2 separate regions of the Homo sapiens genome follow, and region 1 is linked to region 2. Evidence: chromatin contacts called from ENCODE Hi-C data. All regions are on one chromosome and are shown on one strand. Each heading gives the region's core, a stretch centred on a gene start or an enhancer-like site at or near the end of the contact. The rest is flanking DNA. Distances are from core to core; before and after follow the strand shown.

Region 1 (3,597 bases), core at 344-2,843, 230 kb after region 2:
GGCGCCACTGCACTCCAGCCTGGGCAACAGAGCAAGACTCCATCTCAAAAAAAAAAAAAAAAAAAAAAAAAGACTACACCTTGGGTAGAATGTACACTGTTCAGGTCATGGGTCCCCCAAAATCACAGAAATCATCACTAAAGAACTTATCCATGTAACCAAACACCATGTGTTCCCCAAAAACTACTGAAATAAAAATTAAAAATATAGTTAAAAAGAACGGGTGAAGTTAGCCAGTTGTGGGTGCACATGCCTGTAGTCTCAGCTACTGGGGAGGTTGAAATGGGATGCTTAAGCCTAGGGGTTTCAGTCCAGCCGGGCAACATAGCGAGACCCCATCTAAAAAAAAAAAAAAGAAAGAAAAGAAAGACGGCCGGGCACGGCGGCTCACGCCTGTAATCCCAGCACTTTGGGAGGCTGAGGCAGGTGGATCACGAGGTCAGAAGATCGAGACCATCCTGGCTAACATGGTGAAACCCCGTCTCTACTAAAAATACAAAAAATTAGCCAGGTGTTGTGGCGGGCGCCTGTAGTCCCAGCTACTCTGGAGGCTGAGACAGGAGAATGGCGTGAACCCGGGAGGCGGAGCTTGCAGTGAACCGAGACAGCGCCACTGCACTCCAGCCTGGAAGACAGAGTGAGACTCTGTCTCCAAAAAAAAAAAAAAAACCTAAAGACAAGAAGGGGTGAAGTCAACTGCTGGGCTTTTTTGTTTCTCTAGCCATTGTGAAGACAGGAGTGAGTTGCCAGATTGGCATATGTTGCATCCCACTGAAGGCTAGTGGACATGAATCTCTAGGGAACAGTCTCCCCACTGCATACTTTCTTCAGCTGTGCTTGGCTGTTTGGGAGCTAACAAAGAGAAAAGGTGCATTTGGATTCACACAGCGTTGGTATTCTTACCAAATCCATGTGACAAAAAGGCAAGGGGGCAAAAGAGCTTACAGTAGTGGCAAGAGTGTTGTTAAAATTATAGATTATGGAAAATATGCAGGCCTAGAAGTAAACAAAGGAGAAAGCCCTCAGACTGTGAGAAAGTGGAGAAGTCAGTGGCCTAGAGCTACCAAAAAGGTAGAAGAGGGGCCACGGAGGGGCCATGCAAGTCTGCAGACACTTTTGTTTTCAGACACCTTTATTCACGTCCAAGACAATCAGGGAAGGGGATAATGTTCGGTTTAGAAGGTAGAAAAACACAACTGGGATCTGCAGCTTTGAAGCCACAAGTAGATTCATATCTCCGGTCCACCACTTACAAGATATGTGACCATGGACATTGATTTACACTTTTTGAGTCTGTTTTCCCTTTTTTAAAATTAGGAGAATAATACTATCTTATAATTGGTGTGAGGATTTAAAGAGATAATGCATGTAAAGCGCTTAACACAGTGCCTGGCACACAGTAAGAGCTGAACACATGATGTTACTGTTATATTTGGAAGAGAAACCAAGGCAGGGGTACAATGAGGACAACTCTGAGCGCCGAAGTACTGTAAGGTGGAACTTTTGGATAGCTAGGCGCATGCGTCTGTCTATGGGCGCTCTCCTAGCGAGGACGCTGCGCATGCGCCGGAAGTTGCAGCCGGGAAGCCTGCGAGGTCGGTTCCGCCCGACTCTAACATGGCGGCGCCCTTTGTCTGCTCTGGAGTGCCGTCCCCGGCCTTCTCGCGGCCGTGATGCACCTCCCTCTGCGGTGGGGTCCGGGACATGGCAGGTGAGTGTCAACAATCGCCCGGGGCCGGGGAAGTCCCGGGAGCCGGGGCGGAGGCGGCGGAGGATGGGGCGCGGTGGGACGCCGGTGACGGTTGTGTGGGGGAGGGGAGGGAAGTGGAATGGGACGCCAACCGGGGCTGAGGGGACACCGCTGGGCGGGAGATTGTGGGGTGGCGGGGCGGGGGGCGTCGCCGGGCGTGCTGGCGGGGAGTGGGCGGCCAGGCGACCGCCCGGGCGAGGGGGCGCGTGTCACCTCCCGGGCTGGATGACACCCCAGCTGGTAGCATCTCCGCCCCCGCCGCACGGCTGTCACCGCCCCTTGACCCCGCGCGCTGTCGAGGGTGGGCGTTCTGCGGCCGCGAGGGAGCGCAGTGCCGGGGCAGCTCCTGTCGGCCGGCCGGGGCGGGAGGGAGCGGGGCTGCCCGGGCCTAGGAGGAGCTGACAGAGGAGGCCGACGCTGTCCCTGTATAAAAGCATTTCATTCATTCATTCGTACTGCGGACGGTGGTTCAGCACCTGATAGATGGTGAAGCTAGAGCGAGTGATGCGGGCGGACTCGATCCTCCAGGATCCTCGATCCTGGAGTTAGGAGTGTGAACCGTGGAGCCCAGCAGCGGGGTTTGAATCCCCATTCCCTGCTGTGACCTTAGGCACTTTTGGCTTTTTCTCTCTGCCTGGGTTTATTCATCCTTTAAGCAGAGATGATAATAAAATCAGCCTCCTAAGATTGTAATAAAGGGGAAATGAGGCTCCTAGAACACTTATGGGTACAAAGTAAATGCTGTGTGTTTGTTGCTGTTATTAATTGTATCACCATTGTCACCCAGAGCTCAGAGACCCATGTGGGAGACATACAGGTAAATCAGCAATTCTGATACTGCTGCGAGGGCAGAAAGCCCTCCTTCCTCTGAAGCACGGAGTAGAGACACATCACTCAGCCTAGGGGGAATCCCGGGAGGCTTCTGTCCCCCAGAAAGCTAAGATCTAAGGGAAGCTCAGCGGAGTGAGGCAGGAAAACGGGTATTCCCAGTTAAGGGTGTAGTTTGTGAGAAAACTCATCTTCGTAGAGAGAGGAGAGAGAGATCAGGCTAAATAAAGAAGCAGACTGGGCCGGGCTCGTTGTCTCACGCTTGTAATCTCAGCACTTTGGGAGGCCCAGGCGGGCAGATCACTTGAGGTCAGGAGTTCGAGACCAGCCTGGCCAATATGGTGAAACCCCCGTCTCTACTAAAAATACAAAAATTAGCCGGTCGTGCTTGCGCGCGCCTGTAGTCCCAGCTGCTCAGGAGGCTGAGGTATGAGAATCGCTCGAACGCAGGAGGCGGAGGTTGCAGTGAGCCGAAACGGCGCCACTGCACTCCAGCCTGGGCGACAGAGCGAGATTCCGTCTCAAAAAAGAAAAAAAAAAAAAGCAGCAGCAAGCTGTGGTCTGGTCTTAGGGGACGTTGTAAACCTAGTTAAGGACTTTAAACTTTAGGTTAATGGGAAGCCATTTAAGAATCAGATCTGTGGCCAGGTGCGGTGGCTTACTCTGTAATTCTAGCACTTTGGGAGGCCAACGTGGGATGATCATTTGAGCCCAGGAGTTTGAGACAAGCCTGGGCAACATGGCAAGACCCCATCTTTATTAAAAGAAAAAAAAAAAAAAAGGAAAAAAAAAATAGCCGGGCATGGTGGAGTACACCTCTGGTGGTCCCAGCTTCTTGGAAGGCTGAGGTGGGAGGATTCTTTTATTTCCAGCCTGAAATAAAAGAATCAGGTTTTTTTTGTTTTTGTTTTTGTTTTTTTTTTTTGAGACTACGTCTTGCTCTGTCACCCAGGCTGGAGTGCAGTGGCAGCATAATCATAGTTCACTGCAGCCTTGATCTGAACTCAAGTGATCCTTCT
Region 2 (3,389 bases), core at 789-3,288:
ACACACAGCCACAGCGCCGGGCCAGCCACGGCTCGGAGAAGAAGTCTGCCTGTGAGTCACCCTGGGGAAGGCGGGTGTGGGTGCCATGGCAGGGGGATAGGGGAGGGGCTGGGCAGCTCCTTAACCTTTATGTCCCAAGGTTCCCCCAAAAGTCAGGACAAGTGGTAGATTAGTGATAAGGAAACTAGTGGGGCTCAGGGAAGGCAAGTGACTTGTCCAAGGTTATGCAGTGAGTGAGTCACCATTCTGGGCAGCCTGATCCCTCTGTCTACTGCAGCCAGGCCCTGTGCTCTCCTTACCCCTCTCGTGGACCCCAGGGCTCTGGGGACCAGATGCTAGCAGAAACACAGGCCCTTCCCTTGGGCATGGTGCCTGAACCTCCCCAGGTGCTCAGGGCCAGGGGCAGCAGCAGGGAGGAGGTTGGGGGAGACCCCAGCCCGTGCTCTCACTCCTTGCCCCCAACCCTAGGGCGCAAGATGCGGGTGTACCAGCGTGAAGAGGTCCCCGGCTGCCCCGAGGCCCACGCTGTCTTCCTAGAGCCTGGCCAGGTAGTGCAAGAGCAGGCCCTGAGCACAGAGGAGCCCAGGGTGGAGTTGTCTGGGTCCACCCGAGTGAGCCTCGAAGGTCCTGAGCGGAGGCGCTTCTCGGCATCGGAGCTGATGACCCGGCTGCACTCTTCTCTGCGCCTGGGGCGGAATTCAGCAGCCCGGGCACTCATCTCTGGGTCAGGCACCGGAGCAGCCCGGGAAGGTACCAGCTCCTCCCATGGGCCCTGAGGGCAGCCAGATGCCGGGTGGGGGTGGGGGTGGGCGATGCCCACTCACCGGCCGCCTGAGGCCGTCAGGGTGCCTGGGCCGGGGCCCAGGCCCCAGGCCCACTCTCTGGACCCCCCACCCTCAGTTCTCGCCCTCTCCAGGGAAAGCATCTGGAATGGAGGCTCGAAGTGTAGAGATGAGCGGGGACCGGGTGTCGCGGCCAGCCCCTGGTGACTCACGAGAGGGCGATTGGTCCGAGCCCAGGTACCACCTCCCGTTTGGGCTTGGGTCCGAGACAGGGTGCAGGCGAACTAGGGCCGTGACGCTCTCTCTTTCCTAGGCTAGACACACAGGAAGAGCCGCCTTTGGGGTCCAGGAGCACCAACGAGCGGCGCCAGTCTCGATTCCTCCTTAACTGTACGTGGGAGGGGGGTCCCTGGGAGGAGGTAACGGAGGAAGGGGCTGCGGTGTGGAAACGGGGAAAAGAGGGTTTGGAGAGTTGAGAGGTAGGGATCGAGTGAGAAACGGAGAATGGAACTGTCGGTATCTAGCACTCAGTAGGTGCTCAATTTGTTTATGGAATGAATGAATGAATGAATGAATTCACTGTGTCCAGATATCCGAACCGCGGCAAAGGTTAAGTGACGCGGGCTCTTGAGGGAACCGAGGAAAAGCCGGGCAGGGGCTGGCGGGCGCCCCACGCTCTCCCCCGCCCGTCTTTCCCCCAGCCGTCCTCTATCAGGAATACAGCGACGTGGCCAGCGCCCGCGAACTGCGGCGGCAGCAGCGCGAGGAGGAGGGCCCGGGGGACGAGGCCGAGGGCGCAGAGGAGGGGCCGGGGCCGCCGCGGGCCAACCTCTCCCCCAGCAGCTCCTTCCGGGCGCAGCGCTCGGCGCGAGGCTCCACCTTCTCGCTGTGGCAGGATATCCCCGACGTACGCGGCAGCGGCGTCCTGGCCACGCTGAGCCTGCGGGACTGCAAGCTGCAGGAGGTGGGCGCGCGCGGGGACCCGGCGGGGCGGGGGCGGGCCGGGGAGTACGCGGTCCGGGGACTTAGCGGGAACCGGGCCATAGAGGGAGGGGGACACACAAAGGGGGTTGCTGGCGCGACTGTCCGCGCGGAAGGTTGGCTCTAGGACCTGACTACACGAGGCCGTCTGGAAGCGAGGACAGCAAGCCGCTGAGCGAGAGGCGAGGGGAGCCGGGCTTGGGTGCGGGTAGGGGGCGGAGCCAGCGGGACGAAACCTAGGATAGGACAGGGCCGGATGAGGAGCGGAACCATTGGAAGAGCAAACGCCTGGTGGGCGCGGAACAAGGCGGGGCCAGGATCAGGGGCGGGACCTGGGGGGTGGGCGGGGCTCTGGGAAGAACGCGTCGGGGCGGGGCTTAGGAGAGGGGCGGGATCGAGGACAGGAAAGGCTTGCACAATTTCCCGCGGCGGGACGTGGGTCGCCGGGCCCGCCCGGCGCCAGATTAGGAGTGGGGCTAGAGAAGGGGCGAGGACGCGAGGTGTGGCGTCCTGGGGTCTGGGGATGTGAGGCCAGGGCCTCCGAGGTGAACTGGTCCTGCCCTTTCGACCCCGTGTGTGCCCTCCCTCAGGCCAAGTTTGAGCTGATCACCTCCGAGGCCTCCTACATCCACAGCCTGTCGGTGGCTGTGGGCCACTTCTTAGGCTCTGCCGAGCTGAGCGAGTGTCTGGGGGCGCAGGACAAGCAGTGGCTGTTTTCCAAACTGCCCGAGGTCAAGAGCACCAGCGAGAGGTGAAGAAGTGGTCTGGCCTGGCCCGGGGTGGGGACGGAGCCAGTGGTTGGCCAGCTCCCAGATCTGGGGTCTCCATCCTGGCTCTGACTCCTCAGGTTCCTGCAGGACCTGGAGCAGCGGCTGGAGGCAGATGTGCTGCGCTTCAGCGTGTGCGACGTGGTGCTGGACCACTGCCCGGCCTTCCGCAGAGTCTACCTGCCCTATGTCACCAACCAGGCCTACCAGGAGCGCACCTACCAGCGCCTGCTGTAGGGCTGGGGGCTCTGAAAGGGGCGGGGGCGTGGAGGGAGTCTCAGGCAGGTGTAGGCACTGAGGGCTGGGTGACGTAAGGTGACTCTGGGAGGGGAGGGGTCCCTGAAAAGGTCTCTGTGACCAGGATAAGGTGAGATGCAACCCCAAAGGGCAGTAAGGATGTGCTGAGAAGCCCCCTGAGGACCCCGTGGATGGCCAGGGTTGTGGATCCCAGGAATTCAGGCCTACCTGTGATTCCAGAGTCCTCCCCATTTTCCAGCCTGGAGAACCCCAGGTTCCCTGGCATCCTGGCTCGCCTGGAGGAGTCTCCTGTGTGCCAGCGTCTGCCCCTTACCTCCTTCCTTATCCTGCCCTTCCAGAGGATCACCCGCCTCAAGATGTTGGTGGAGGTACCTCGAGGGGACAGGCCACAGTGAGGGCTGGGCGAGGGAGATACACCTGTGGGCGGGCCGGGTCTCGGGAGTATGAGGACTGCCTCATTGTGCTGATCCCACCTTCCAGAACATCCTGAAGCGGACAGCACAGGGCTCTGAAGACGAAGACATGGCCACCAAGGCCTTCAATGCGCTCAAGGAGGTGAGCTGGGCAGGGCAGGGGCTGCTTGGCTCCTGAGGCCCCCCCT

The links. Hi-C counts contacts between places; a loop is a spot of excess contacts on that map. Pooled maps may share reads with other maps.
Region 1: a map of naive thymus-derived CD4-positive, alpha-beta T cell shows a loop between it and region 2 (3-fold over the local background). The contact joins the promoter of ZBTB17 here to the enhancer-like site in region 2. A Hi-C loop is called at or near these places in 1 of 168 maps with a recorded cell type or tissue (naive thymus-derived CD4-positive, alpha-beta T cell), 3 of 37 single-sample maps with no recorded cell type and 8 of 50 pooled maps.

What each region holds. Positions count from the first base shown.
Region 1 is chr1:15,974,097-15,977,693 of GRCh38, reverse strand. It overlaps ZBTB17 (zinc finger and BTB domain containing 17), which reads left to right and starts at 1,593. Exons shown (of 16, transcript NM_003443.3): 1 at 1,593-1,711. RefSeq lists enhancers at 1,229-1,728, 2,620-2,729 and silencers at 1,730-1,829, 1,870-2,199.
Region 2 is chr1:16,205,305-16,208,693 of GRCh38, reverse strand. ARHGEF19 (Rho guanine nucleotide exchange factor 19) reads left to right here. Exons shown (of 16, transcript NM_153213.5): 2 at 1-51; 3 at 469-750; 4 at 917-1,019; 5 at 1,096-1,172; 6 at 1,484-1,746; 7 at 2,354-2,514; 8 at 2,611-2,763; 9 at 3,027-3,156; 10 at 3,269-3,343. Among named protein-coding and RNA genes, the nearest start is that of ARHGEF19, 5.7 kb to the left of the region's middle. RefSeq lists enhancers at 1-428, 429-1,402 and silencers at 1,449-1,898, 2,099-2,168. Within about 2 kb of position 2,038, at least 39 of the 41 ENCODE cell types and tissues checked have a DNase peak (open chromatin) inside an H3K27ac peak, as active enhancers do.